2 separate regions of the Mus musculus genome follow, and region 1 is linked to region 2. Evidence: chromatin loops called from intact Hi-C (ENCODE). Cell type or tissue: left cerebral cortex. All regions are shown on one strand. Links, peaks and the distances in the headings refer to the core of each region. The heading gives the core; the rest is flanking DNA. Region 1 holds the start of Gm32573 (a long non-coding RNA gene). Region 2 holds the start of Gm32282 (predicted gene, 32282).

Region 1 (7,474 bases), core at 1,211-6,210, 390 kb after region 2:
GAAACGGAAACAGTTGTTAGAAATTGTTGTTAGAAATGAAAACAAACCACTGCTCGTGGGGCCTGGCAAAGTAACGTGGCAACGAATCAGGGTTCGGCCTTTTCTATGTTGCTATGGTTTCGAACTGCAACCTAAATGTGTTGTTTAATCTTTGTTGATTGGCTTATCGCTCTGAAACTGTACGGGCTGTCTATACAGATTCTGCACTCTACAGCAATAGCACCAGTCTCTGCTAAAAGACAGTGGTGGTCAGTGACTGTTTTGTGGGCACCAATGCAACTCTGCTTTCTCACAGGTGAGACCACAAAAGCCTATGAGAAGCCATCTATTCCAGGGACAACCATACAGCCTGTCACCCTGACACAGGCTCAAGCTACCCCTGTAGCTGAGGTCACCCACAGATCCACCTCAAAGCCATTTGCAGCATCTGTCACCAACAGCCCCAGACCCCAACCTGTGGGCCACAGGAGTCAGGAGATGGGTGAGTAGATGGGCCATGTATCGCTGTGTACCACACGAGCAGAATGGTGTAACCTTAGAGGAACAGCTGTTGGGGGGTCTGGGTATGTAGTCTCCAGCTCTCACCCTTTTGACTAGTGACTCAGGGGTGTGTGAGACTTTCACCAGGTGGGAGGCAGCAGGTTCTATCTTCCAGGTTCAAAACACAATTACCATTGTCATACTCGAGAAGGTAGGGTAGCATACCTGTTTGTCAGGTACAAACATTACCTTTCCTCCCTCCGGAAGCTCGCGTGAAAGACAGTAGGCTTCGCTCTGACCGTTGTCGTGCTCTGGACTTTGTTTCCTTAAGTAATAAATAGCCCATACCCAGAAGTCTTTAGATGTTAAGAATAAAGCCTAAAGACTCCCTTTAGGAGGTCAGATAGTGCTCGTATCTGCTTGTCACATGCACAGGCTTCTGTCTTCACTACCCAGAGATAAACGGCACCTGTGTCAGTTCAAACAGTTTCCTGGTGGGGGAGGGGAGAGGGATGGGAAGTTGTGCAATGGGCTCGCCATTATCTCAGGTTTCTCTGAGTCGTTCTTGTCTGCTGACACGTTTTTTTTTTCCTTCTGGGAGGAAATTCCCAGGACTGACTTTTTTTCAGCCTGACCCAGTTTTCAGTCATCACTGCTATGCAGCCTGACCCTTCCCTTCCCTGGCAGAGCCTCGGCATCTGTCTACCCGTCCTTTGGTTTTTCCACAGAAGAAGTCCCACTGTCAACACACTGGGCATTTTTTTTTTCTGAGTAACCCACACATATTAGCTTACTGGGTCACAACAACTCCGTGGAGCCGATCTATATGACTTCTAACTGGAAACAAATCCATTGTTACGGTGACTAACCTGAGGATGAAGGGGGATAAGGGAAAGAGAGGCCAAGGTCACACGGGCAAGCAAGCAGAGCAGGAATCCAAACTCCAACGCCTGGAATCCCTGCCATCAGCAAACACATCAGTACAGCCGGAGCCGTGGAGGACCACACGTTGACCAGGACAAAGTGGCAAGATTGGAGGCTGCTGGGCGTCCCTGGTTTGATTTAATGATTTAATTTAGTATTAATAGTCACTGTCAGGATACACACCACATGTGTAGTCCCTAGGCCAGGTGTAGCACACACACTTTATCGTAGTCTTGCCAACGATGCCTGAAAGTTGTGGCTTAAAGATCCCAAGGCAGAGACTCATAAAAATAATTTGTAAAGTTTTGAAACACTTCAGACATGCTCCCCACTCCATCCTATTCTTGTTATTTCTATTACACTTAATAGTAACACAAGTTATTGATACCTGGCAAGAAAAGAGAAGTATTCTGGGGTGCTGGGTAAGCAGGGCTCACAGGAGTCCCTAAAACCAGAGCTTTTTCTCTATTCCATCCCAAGTGCTTGGCTTTCGAGTCCTCCACTCTTTCAAACACATTCTAGTATCTGAATCGGTAGTTGTCCCTCCCAGAGGGCATCTTATGTAACGGCACAGTGAGTGCGTGGCTTGTTTTCTTGGCTACACTGGCAGCTTGGAAGTCTTGATGCCAATTTGGCTGGAAACCCCTCAAAAAAACCTGAGGTAGTGACTCCCAAGCTGGCAGGGCTCTGTTTCTCCTGGCTTCGGGACAGGGGCTTTGGACAGCAGCCTCCCAGCCTGCCAGTGTTCTCTGTTCATGGTCACACAGCGCCTGCTTCTCTGCAACCCACACAGTGCTGAGCAAGTCCTTGGAGAGGGAGAGGTCTCTGTGCAGCAGGCACCGCAGCTGTTAAGACGGGAGCCCAAGTAGGCAGGGATGGAGGACTTCTCAAGCGTGGCATTGTCCGCTCAAAGGCATTCTGCAGCCAAGAAGAGAAGTAGATGCAGATGTCCAAACGCGTTTGTCCATTTAGAGGAATAGGTGCATTGAGACGCTTTTCACATCCCATACAATAAATTTCTTGTGCAGGGGGTGGTGTCCATACGGCTACACGGCTATCGCTACAATCAAATTCTAGAAGTTTCATCATTCCCAAAGGAACCTCGATCCTACAAACCTGAGCCACCACCCTCTTGGCCTTATATCCGCTGTTCTTAACATGTGGGTTGTGGTCCAATGACCCTTTCACAGGTGTTGCCTAAGACCATCAGCAAATAGAGATATTACATTACAATAACAATATAATTTCATACCAGTAGCAAAAGTACTGCTCTACAGTAGCAATAAGAATAACGTCATGGCCCGAGGTCACCCCAACATGAGGAACTGTCTTAAAGGGTCACAGCATTAGGAAGGTTGAGACCTGCTGTCCTAGATAAACATCTATCTGCTTTTATGAATGACTCTCTTAAAAAAAAACTTATGTAAACATGAGAATTTTACTTTGTACTGAGTCTGCAGTTTTCAATGTGAACTTTGTGGGCCCCACATCCTGTTCCATCATCAAATGGATGAAACCTACCCCCTGCCTCTACCATGTGTGGTACCTCCAGGAAGATGATCTATAAGCTTGATCACTAATGATGATGTAAGTGGTCTTCTGTCCTTTTATAAAATATAATACATACTTAATGAGAGACCATGTGATAAAATGGACTAGGGATATGAGTTGCTGTGACTCTTTAACCCAACTACATGAGATAATATTTAGTAGATACATAACTATCTTTGAAATTCTAAAAAGCTGAGATAGTTTGCCAAGGAATTAGAAAGCATTCCTTAGAGTATCGACTGAGAAGTCAGTCATTACCATATTTTTCCCTGTTATATGTGTGACTGAAACAGAAAGATTCTCCAAGCAGATGTAACTGGGAAATTCAGGCAAAGCCTAATTCATTTAAGAAACATTTTGTATGTCTATTAGGCATCAGAAAACATTCTAGGATCTTGGGTTATATCAGTGAATACCCCACCTCAACACACTAAGGCCCATAGCTGATCCCTTCAGCTCAGGACACCTGCCACGTGGGTAGCTGGCATGGGGACTGTGTGTGCATGAGGCCTGAGAGTCCTCTTTGTTCTACGCTGAAGTCGATGCTCAGACAGAACATCGTACCTTAGACTCCAAGTGGTTCTCAACCTTCCTAATGCTGCGAAGCTTGATGCAGTCCCTCATGTTATGGTGACCCCCCCAATCAGAAAAGTATTTTTATTGCCACTTCATAGCGATAACTGTGTTAGTGTTATGAATAATACAGATATATGATATGTGGGACATCGGATATACAATATCTAGGGGTCACGACCCACAGGTAGCTAACCTTTGCCTTAGCAGGCAGTTAACAGGAAAAAAAAGTAAATATTTAGGAGAGACAGGGGCTCTCTCATGTGAAAGAAAGCTCAGGTGTAGGAGGACTCCCAGGAAGAGGAGGTTGGACACTATGGTCCTTTCACTGACCCATGAATGTACACGCCAAGGGTAGGAGTACTAAGCCAAGAGCCAAAGGGACAGAGACAGCTCACAGGACAGGAATAAGGCTGTCTTCATGGGAGAGGCTGAGATGGTTCCAGTGACCCCTGGAGCGTCCAGCACCAGAGAGAGTCACTCAGAGAGCCAGATTCGCCACCTAGTTAGAAAAGATGTCTAGCCGGGCGTGGTGGCTCACGCCTTTAATCCCAGCACTCGGGAGGCAGAGGCAGGTGGATTTCTGAGTTTGAGGCCAGCCTGGTCTACAAAGTGAGTTCCAGGACAGCCAGGGCTATACAGAGAAACCCTGTCTCGAAAAAAACAAAAAAACAAAAACCAACAAACAAAAAACAGACCATAGGGGCAAAGAGCGCTACCTAGTGGCAAGGCATAGAAATGGCAGGGCTGTTCATTTGCCCTCCAGACCTACCTGGGCAAGGAAGAGGAGAAGGAGAAGGACAGGGGCAGGGGAGACCAGTGTCTACCAGTGAACTCCTCGCTGATAGGTTTGCCAACTGGGGAAGTTTCCCTTCCGTAAGGTGTCTGGAGAAAGTTTTTCTTAAAACCCAATGTTTTAAAAGACAAGCATTCCTAAAGAAAAAAAAAAAAAAAGATGGAGAAGACTATGACCAGGCAAGCTACACTAGAACTACAAATGGCCAATAAATATATTCTTAAAAATATATGAAACTGTATGAGGAGTCCAATACATGCCATCGAAACAGAAAGCTGTCATACAGAGATTTACAGTTTGAGCATGAGTGTGGAGAAATGACAGAATTCACACTTCCAAGACAGAGAAGTCTAGGGTAAGTATTATCCAAGGGTGAAGAAGAGGCATGGAATGTGTTCTCGGGAAGGGAAATGAAGATTTACTCGCTCATCACTAGAAATACAGGTAAAGTTACAATACAGCTGCTGAGTGGTGTGCAGAAGAAAATGAGCTACATATATTCGGCAAAAGGCTTTTCAGCCATAAAGAAAAATGCAGCTGCGGCATTTTCAAGAAAAACGGAGGGGACGGTAGGGATCAACATTTTTCAGAAAAATAAGGCAGAGCCCAAAAGAGAAATACTCTGCGTGCTCTCCCTTATGTCTAGATTGGTGGGTGTGGGACGAGCAGAGAGAAAAGTCTGAAAGGAGAAAGGTAGGCAGACAACAGAACCAAGAAGGTGAAAGGGTAATGGGATGTGTGTGACATCAGGATACGGGGATTATCTGAGGCTACATGCATATAAAACACCATAACTAAACCCATGACTGCCAATGCTAACCTTTAAAAAGCTGGTATGTGTGGGGTGCCGCGCGTGAGCATGGGGAAATAAAGGGGTGGGAGAGATGACCCACATTCCACCAGAGCCCTGGGGCTCTGGGAGGGTGGACTTGGGGGACTGCCGTGCACTCTCCACGCCTTCCCGGTAGGCGTCTGGCTGTGGGAAGCCACAGAACCTCAGTCCGCGGGGGCAGAGAGGGAGCAGTCTGGGGTCCCTGGGCCTCATGGAGTCCAGAGACAACAGGTTCTAGCTCTTGGGCATCAAAGCGGGACACCTCGAAAGAGCTGAGAACGGGTGGGGGCCCAGGGTCGGCTCAGTCTGCCCCGGGGCTCGAAAGGAGAAGGGGCAGGAGAAAAGGCACTGGGTCGTTCTCACGCAGTCGAGTCTGGCTAGCTCAGGTGGCTCGTTTGGTGGGGCTTGGGTTGGCTGGTTACCTTGCTGTTGCCAAGTAACTGTGGGGAGGAGCTTACCTGGCTGTAGCCAGAATAGCAGGAGCTTGGGACATTGTCTATAGTGCCAGGATTGTGGAGTTGAGGAGTTGATGTAGTGTCAGGCGCTTGTGTCTGTGAGCATAGCTTACGGTTCGGTCCCTTGTAGATTTTTCTACTGGGTCTCCCGAGTAAGCCTTGCTTGACCAGAACACAGACTGCCTTTCAACGGTCCAGCAGGTATGAACGGGCACTGGCTGGTGTGAGACTGGCCCGTGGTACGTTTCTTGGCCAAAGAAGTGAGGTACAACATGGGCTTCTAGCCCGGTCCTGCACCGTGAGAACATGTCCACAGAGCAAGGGTTGTATTGCTAACATACTAAAATCAGAAGCCAGCAACTGCTGGATAGACAACCAAGTATGGCTGCTGGCCGTGCATTGTATATGGAGATAACTTCTTTACAGTGAGCCTGTGTTCTTTTTTATGACGGGTACAGATAATAAAGCTGCTTTGCGTTCATGTCACATGACTGAAGCAAAGCCAAAGGAGAAGAAAAAAAAATCCATCACGGCTAGCCCTGAAAGAAATTAGAATCTTCTCACCAACTTTCCCTTCTTCCCCACTATGAAGCGTGCTTGTCTTTCTTTCCCTCGGTCGACTTCTTCCTCCAGGGGGCGCTGTGTTTCCCTATGCAAGCTCCTCTAGCTCTCTTCTTGTAAAGCCTTCCTTCAGAGAAGCCGCCCAGGAAGCAATGAAATGCAGTTGACTCTCTCCCAGAGTAGTCAAGGCTAACCCAGTGGACGCTTCGGAAAAAACGACTGAAAGCTAAGGATTTGTATCAACTCCGTGTTTCTGCATTTTAGGCAAATTTAAGCGACATTTCTGTTGAGAAGAAGTGCTTTAACCTCTCCACAAGCGGCACCGCTGAGGGGGAATTATTTTTGAGAACAAGGAAATTTAAGAAATATGGCCCTTATGAATAAGGGACTTACTTTGCCAGCCATAAAATACAAGGATGCTTAGTGCCTGGACTACCTAGCCACTTCTCTAAATTCAGTCATATTGGTTGGATTGATTGATTGATTGGTTGGATAATTGATTGATGATTTTTTTCATTCTATCTATCCATCTGTCTGTTTATTTATTTATTTTCCATTCCAATGCCTCCTCCAGGGCAGGTCCAAACTTCGCAAAGGTTTTGCCTTGGTTCTGACCTTAGTCTAGACTTGCTATGTTGGCTCATGGAAAGAATGAGAACTAGCTAGATTCACATTCATGCTCTGAGCAGTCCAACTGTGCTTCCAGGTCTGTGGTCCCCCGCCACCTACACGAGCATCCCACACAGTCCTGTTGCCGGTCCAGGTGAGGCCTCGGCTGTCCTTCTCCATGCTGCCCCGAATGTTTGCGACAACCCAGAACCCTCCCCACTTGGTTTTGAGCTAACAGATAGCTAATAGAGTAGTTGGGCCAACAGAATGCTCTGCCCTCGGGTCTGTGAAGAAACCTGTAAGGAAAGTGAGGAAGACATTAAGTAAGCCAGCCCTTTGCCTGATCTCCCTTTCCCAGAGGCAATCTCTTACAGGTTATAATGGCAATTCCTAAGGACTCAGTATCCAGGCTCTTAGACACCTGAAAAGAGCAACTCTCTGGGGCTCAAGCATGGGGAAACTCACTTAAAAGATCAAGGGAAATTTTTATCGTCTCCCAAGAAAGGGCAGAGTGCATGTTGGTTGGGGTCATCTGTGATGCTTCCGGGGGAAAAAAAGCATCTTATCTCCCAGGAGCGTGCCTGTGAGTTGCAACACACGGGGCTTGCCTCTCTTCACTTCCACACAGGCTTTAATGAGTTGGTGCTGCACCAGAGGCTGCAGCAGGGCTCTGCAGCTCTGACAAAGCTCACA
Region 2 (7,474 bases), core at 1,615-6,614:
CATATGTAGCAGAAGACTACCTTGTCTGGCCTTAGTGGGAGAGGATGTTTGTCATTCTGTAGAGAGTTGATGTCCCAGGGATGGGGGATGTGGGGGATAGCAGTTAGGTGATGGTGGGTGGGTAGGTGAAGGGGTGGGAGAAGTGGATGTGGAAGCATCGTCCCAGACACAAAGGGGGCGGGGGTGGGGTGAAGAAGTCTTGGAGGGGAGACTGGGAAGTGGGGCAACATTTGGAATGCAAATAACTAAAGAGTAAAAAAAAAGTTAGAACCACGTCTGGTAAATGAAGACAGTTATCTGCTTCAGTATAACATCATAAGTACGTTCGATGAACAATGAAGATTGTCTCCCCCGAGACTCCATACGGCAATTCCCAAACAAACTCTGGGAGACCGTTGAGTAAATGGGACCATTCTTACGTTCCGACTGTATTTCTTAAGAGCAATACACAGAGCTGCTGAATGGCTGCCATTTAGATGTATGAACTTTCAGGGTATTGAAACTGCATTAGAAATTAGGATGGGTGCAGAATACAGAGAGCTGTGTTGCAGTGCAGGATGTAGAATTTCTCTTCCTCACAATGGAATGTAACTGAGACCTCTATTCTCCATCGGTTACTCTGCCCTTTCTCCTCTCCCCCTCCCCCTTCCCCGTCTCTCTTTCTGTCCTTCTTTCTCCATACCCATTCTTGATACCTAGCCCAAACTAGCCTTAAGCTCATGACCTTCCTGCTGCAGGCTTCCAAGTGCTGGGATTACAGGCGTGTGCCATCTAGCCTGGCTTGTACACTTGCTTCTTGTAGCTATCAAGGAGAATGGCTATGAGCCTATATTATCTTAACTAGAGGGATCTCAATAATTTATTTACTTGAATCAGTCTAGTTTTCAAAAGCACTCCTTAAGAGGAAATGTTAATTGACTACACACTACTTCCTCTTAAGAAACTATGTAATGTGCAATTGGTCACATTATATGAGTTAGTAATTGATAAAAATTGAACTATTTGGTGAGATATGGATGAAATCTCATGATATTGAAAAAAAACAAAATTTAATGTAATGATGGATGTGAAAAGAATTTTAAAGTTAAAAAGGGGTGAGAATTCTATAAGATTCTTTGCTTCTCTATAAGCAGAGAGAAGTCTTAAATGCATAGGCCTCACACTGAGAAGGTGTAAATCTTCACAGATTGAGGGAATGTGTGTGGATGAAATTTTTCTGGAAAGCCATATGCCAGTGCATGTCAAAATGGGATCAATTTTGACCCACAGATAATTCCACTTTAGGAGTTTACCAAGGAGAGTAATCAGACAAATATTTGATAATGTCATGGTGACCGTACCTTTATTTGTGACAGTGAAAATGTGTGCCAAACAAGCAAAAGCCTAAAGGTGTGTTGAGACACCGTCAGTGAAACAGGCAACCCACACACTCTCCTCAGCGGGAAGAAGATGGAGTTATGGGTTCTAAAGACCAGTATGAGCAATGAAGCAATTATGAACTAGAGTGTATATCTTATTTGATACTTCACATATATAGACAAAGAAGCCTTCACAGATGTATAAAAATACGGCCCATTATTATAAGCCAATGGTGTTTCTTTTTCTTACTTTCTTCCTTCCGCTTCTGTTCCTCATCTTTTCTACTCTCCTGCCTCCCCCTCTTTCTCCTCTCTTATTGTTCTGTGTTTCTCCCCTTGTCTTTTTCTCTCCTCTTTTCCTGCCTAGGATGGGAGGTGTTTATCTATAGCCCACCATCCTAGAAAGACCTGAACAAGATGGGTTGGTGAGCTCCAAGTTACTCTTTTTTGTTTGTTTGTTACACACACACACACACACACACACAGGGATGCTCTCTGTGTAACATCATGTGCTGTTCCTGTCCTGGAACTTACACAGAACACAGAACACAGAAAACAAAACCTTTGCCTGTCAATCAGCAGATGGAGCCATCTGAAGGTGGCATCTTTAAATCTGTGGCACCAATAGGAAGACAGAGGGGGCCTTCTGGGGAAAGAAAGAGCATAGACAAGGGAGGAGACCCTCGGATTCTTCCTGAAGTTCTTTATTCCGTGTGACAATCCCTGTCTCTCTTGGACAGGTGTCATATTTGGAACTGTCTATTCTGGTTCTCCACTTCTGGGAAAGCCATTTGTCATGCCCTATTAACCTCAGGAAACAGTTAAAGAGACAGGCTTTTCAGGCAAAACAGGTATGCAGCCCAAACCTGATATCCATAAACACAGCCTTCCAAGACGAAAACTTCTCACTTATAAGATGAAGACAATTTAAGCCATTCCCCCAGAGGAATGTGAGGCCCAGCTTTAGACTGCTAGAGGATTGTGTGGTCGAATGAAATCAACCTCTACGAAGTGCTGAACATACTGGCTTTAGAAATGTTAGCTATGGAGCTGGAGATGTGGCTCTGTGGTTAAGGACAATGGCTGCTCTTCTAGAGGATTCAAGCACGCAAAAGATGGACAGACACACGTGGAGGCAAAAGCACCCATGCACATAAAATAAAAAGTGTTAGCTCTTCCTTTTCCCATGATCATTAGTTACTGACATTTAAATACATTCAAGATGAGAAACTGTCACAAAAACCTGAAACCCAACACTAATGCTGACTGCCAAAGCAGATCTAAGAGGCCATCCCAAGAAAAGCCAAAGGAGCAAACAAAAGGCAGACAAGTGTCCTATGGTTACATGTGACAAAAATTAGACAGGTAGGATGCCCACGTGTTGGGAGAGAGTTAAGACCTGAGTGACTGTTGTGTTGTTGACATGGATCATAGCCATGTCAAAGACCAAGGCCTCAGACCCAGATGAAGCTCAGAGGGATGTCAAAGCAGCCCTCATATTTACGGCCCAAGCTTCCAAGGAGCTGCAGCTACTCCATCAGAGAGCGCAGTCTGCCTGGTCCCAGCTTTCGTGTGTGTCTGTCTGTCTGCTTTATTCCCTTTCCACCCCTGTGGCCACATTTCCAGTCCCTGGAGCCATGGCTGGATGAGTCACCATCTCAGGCTGAATAGTTGGAAATGCATTCAGTGAGCTTCTCCCAATAAAAGCAACATAGGAGAATGTGCACTTCCTGATAGTATTCTCTGGGAAGTTGGTGTTCTTGTCTCCACTCTACAGAGGAGAGAACGGCTTTGTAGTGCACACGCAACTGTTTAAACTGGTACAAAGAAAGAGCAAGGCTCTGGCAGAACCTTCAAAAGAGGTCGTGTTCGGTGCACAGGTCTTGCTACCCAGTTAGTGCCTCGGAAGCAGCTGTTATTCACTGGCAAAGCAGATAAGACAAGGACTCCCTTAAACGTGATGTACTGGACGGTGACAGCATGGCCCAGACATCAGATCTAGAGTGGAAAAGTAGGTGAGTGAGCCTTCAATCTAGGACTTTATCTCTACCTCTGAAATTATCTGATCCTAGACTTGGTGAGCATCCTTATACAGTAAAGCTTGCTAGGGCTTAGGGAGACGGGAGGACTCAGATAAAAGGATTCGTTCCTGTTGTTGTCGTCATGGCTTCCTGTGATATGGATGCAACATTTTTTTTTATAAGACAAAAGATTTTTTTGTCCCTTGTATCGCTCTACTCTAATAATACATCTTACTCAAAAGATAATGTCTTCGTTTTTGTTTTGTCTTGTCTTGTTTTGTTTTGTTTTGTTTTGTTTTGTTTTTCACTTCAGGGACACATAAACAGCGTGACCATCCCAGAGAATGTGACTCCAGTAGGAAAGCTTGGGAGACACTGCATCAGGCTCCGAGTCTCCCATATTCTTTCTGTCTACTGCACTCCCTGTCCCACTTGCTGTTGCTGGGCCCCAGTTGGCACTTTGCTTTTCACAGTGAATCCCCGCTCTGATCCAACCTGCCCAGTGGCCAATAGAGGGCGGACTGTCTCTTCCCTCCAGATGGCCTTCAGAAAGTCTCCCTCCTTTTGCTGTCCTCCCTCCACTTCTTCAGGTTACTGAGCCACACGCCTGTCATCTGCTTTGTTTAGAGATGTTTACTAAGACTCCCGATGGGTCAGAGAAAATATCCAAGTGTCCTTTCGCATGTAACTCTCCTTTTCCACTCATGCCTGTCCTAAGCATGCCTCCCTCCAATGGGCTGACTGAGTGAGGTTGGAGCTGCTTAATAGTTGTGTTATAAGGAGATCAACACTACAACCAAAGGCACTTGAACTATTGTAGAATAAGGGAATATGCTCAGAGAAAGAGACATTAGACCACATTCATGTAAGCTCTGATTCTTACATTTTCAAGTGTCTTTTAGGGCCCATGTAACCTTTCCCAGCCTATTCTATCACTCAGCACCCAATAGCTATCATGCTAAGCTGAACTACCCCCTTCCTTAAAGACAGCAGGATCCCTTATGGATTAGCATTGCCTCAGCTCGTGGGCACCTCACATCTTGCTGGATTCCTGAAAAGAAATGTTTTAACTGAGCTCCTAGCTCACGTACGGGTCACGTACGGGTCTCGGAGAATCGGGTAGAGCCTTGCCACTAATTACTGTACTCAAGATTCCTATTTTCTTCTATGACTTAACTCTATGGCAAACATAGAGTCTACATTCTCTTGAGCTAGTATTTTCTAAGCCTGTTAATTTTTCTTACCTTGTACTTATTTATCTAAGTTTTTCTAACTATAAAGTCTCAAGAAGGATGGGTAGAGGCCTCCATCTTGTTGCTTGTCTATTCCCAGATCTGTGGTATTTCCCAATTCTTAATGTATTGCCCTAAAAGGAAAAAGCACAAAGAATGGTGCTTTAGACAGGGTGAGGTCACTCTCTCAAGCTGTGTTGTCTTTGCACTTCTGCCTCTTCTCTCTCTCCTGACCTTGACTTTTCCCGAGTCTAACAACATTATCTGCTTATGTTTTTAATAAAGTCTTTATTCTTGCATTCGAACAGAAGTTCAGATAACCTCTGCAGGGGTTGGAAGGGATGTTTTAACAAGGTCCAGTGATGACAGTTTGTTGGCAAATCCCACTATGAAGTACTAGTGCCTCGTTGGGCAACAAGACACGAACATTTATTATGTGTTTCAATATTTGGTTTTGCTAAAAGAAAACCTAGCAAGTTGTAAATGACTTCACCCTTTACTTTTATAGGGCTTCAGGGTACGAGGACCTTTTAGAGAGGGCCATGTAAAATGTGTCACAAATGCCTGGAGAATCGTCACCTCAACAGCAGCTTATAAGCCCCAAGAAAATGGGGTGTTCTCCCCTTTCCAATATTGACGGTTCCCTAAGCCCTCCTTCCCCAACAATCAGTATAATTAACGAGACATTTCCTCTCTTCAGTATAAATGTATATAGTTTTCTAATGGGATGGAGAGGGGAATATTACACTGGTGGCTTTGGCTTTTTTGTTGTTGTTGTTGATGATGATGACTACCACAGATAAACCATAATATTCTGCAGAAATATGAATCTGTCCCACAAACAAAATTCCAAAGGCATCTTTGTGTCCTTTCTCCTTGTACTGGTGCCATTAACTTTTGGCTCATTAGTCATGATGCTCCTGATCTAACTAGCTGCCACCTATCTGCAGCAAGACCATGCACAGGCAGCCAAGCCCACTTCACACCTGCTCCAACACCAGGCGGGTTTTACATAATGATTCAAATCACTCCCCCCTCCCTCCTTGGGCTGTTTTATTTATACTCCTGTAAGGGGGCACGGAGAAAACATCGACGGGGCCACTGGTTCTCTCCTGATGAGGGATCAGAGCTATCACTGGGAGAATCTCTGAAATCATTGAGGAGAAATCCTCCACATGTGCACAGCTCCTCTCCAGTTGTTTCATGTCTCGCCACAAAGAATATATTACCACCCATCTTCTTTATTAATACATTCGTGATAAATCTTTTAGGAAAGAAAAATGGGAGGAAGAAAAGGGAAACACGCCTCTTTAGCTCGCGAGCCTGAAAAAACAAAACAAAACGGCACAGTCAGGTGGCATGTAAGGATGCCTAGGCTCTTCCAGCCTAGCGTCATGTCAAGACTTGTAATCTAGTGTTGAGCCTTACTCCAGAGAGGATTAAGCTCTGTTACTTTCCAGTCACCCCTCCCATGATACAGCACCTCCACACAGACATACAGAAGGTGGATCATTAAAATTCAAGCTGCAGCCCTCCCCAACATTGTCCCAGCTCAGAATATTTACCTAGACCATTTAAAGCATTCAACCCCACCAGCAGTTTCCCTGGAGATGTCTCCAGGTTTCCAAGACTCCATTACATAATATCTTTTACAAAGTCTATTCCCAGCTCGAGTGGAAGATGGATTCTCGTCCAGTTTGCGGAAATTCCACGCGTTCGCTTCCCTTTCCTGGGGTTCGATCCGGCCAGTGCCCAGCCTAGGCTGCAGCAACAGCTCCGGCTAGGATCCCCGCCACTCTCTGAACTCAAAACTACCACCCGGAGGTGCAGCCGTCCCGCCCCCGGTGCTCCAAAGCTAGCCCTCGTGGCCCGGTGCCGGCGGGGGCTCGCGTCGCTACGACTGTCTCAGATCCCCGGCCGCAGCGCGCTCGCGGGGCCGGGCCCCGAGCCCGGATGATCGGCAGCAGGGCCGACTCGGTGCCGGGCTGCGGAGGAAGGAGAGGGGGAGGAGGAGGAGGCGTGGAGGGAGGAAGGGCCGGGGCAGCCCCGGAGGGAGGCGAGGGGGAGGGGAGGGGGCCGGCCGGCCCGAGGGTGGGGGGGCAGCCAATGAGCAGCGCGCGGCGCGGGGAGGGCGGGGGGGGGAATGAGGTAGGATGGGGGAGGGCGCAGCCGGAGCGGCGGAGGCTCCAGCCATAAACAAGCGCCCGGAGGAGCGGCGCGGGAGAGAGCCGAGCCGGGCACAAGGAACGGACGCCACGGACCTTCTGCTGAGCCACCGCGCCCACTCGGCGGCTCGGGAGGCGGGGACCGGCCCGGAGGCTGCGCTGCCGTCGTCTTTCCCCGGCAATCAGGAGCAGCGCGGAGGACCAGAAGGAGCCACCAGCCCTTCTTCGGAGCGGTGCGCAGCCACCGCCGCCGCCAGAAGTTTGGGTTGAACCGGAGCTGCCGAGAGGAAACTTTTTTTCCTCTTTTCCCCCTCCCGCCCGGGAGGAGAAGGAGGAGGAGGGGAAGCCACCCGCCACCGCTGCCGCTGGCGCCAACGCTCGTGGGCTCCGGGTCGGCGCGGCCCGCAGGGGCGGCGGGGGCCTCGCCCCGCGAGGGGAGGAGCGCCCCGGGGGCCCCTAGTGGGGCACGAGGACCGCGGGCTGCGGGTGCGGCGGCGGCGCGTGTGCCCCGCGCAGGGGAGGGCGCCCGCCCCGCTCCCGGCCCGACTGCGAGGAGGAGGCGGCGGCGCAGGAGGATGTACTTGGTGGCGGGGGGCAGGGGGCTGGCCGGCTGCGGGCACCTCTCGGTCTCGCTGCTGGGGCTGCTGCTGCTGCTGGCGCGCTCAGGCACCCGGGCGCTGGTCTGCCTGCCCTGTGAC

What was found. Hi-C counts contacts between places; a loop is a spot of excess contacts. Peaks named below come from ENCODE experiments on the same cell type or tissue, not always from the same donor. Only the 100,000 strongest peaks of a DNase experiment are listed, where the experiment ranks them.
Region 1: it touches region 2 in a loop (2.8-fold over the local background); 3 of 42 quality-filtered maps call a loop at or near these places.

The regions. Positions count from the first base shown.
Region 1 is chr17:78,586,363-78,593,836 of GRCm38, forward strand. It overlaps Vit (vitrin), which reads left to right. Exons shown (of 14, transcript NM_028813.2): 7 at 296-481. Gm32573 (a long non-coding RNA gene) reads right to left here and starts at 1,901. Exons shown (of 4, transcript XR_001782251.2): 1 at 730-1,901. In left cerebral cortex, for the core only: a CTCF peak has its summit at 4,248 (motif pointing left); a DNase peak (open chromatin) is centred at 2,066.
Region 2 is chr17:78,193,418-78,200,891 of GRCm38, forward strand. Gm32282 (predicted gene, 32282) reads right to left here and starts at 6,608. Exons shown (of 2, transcript NR_168063.1): 1 at 6,177-6,608; 2 at 5,833-5,934. Crim1 (cysteine rich transmembrane BMP regulator 1 (chordin like)) reads left to right here and starts at 6,831. Exons shown (of 17, transcript NM_015800.3): 1 at 6,831-7,474. The coding sequence starts at 7,352. In left cerebral cortex, for the core only: CTCF peaks have their summits at 3,895 (motif pointing right) and 5,589; DNase peaks (open chromatin) are centred at 3,891, 5,705, 6,294 and 6,545; H3K4me3 peaks cover 800 bases; H3K27ac peaks cover 1,030 bases.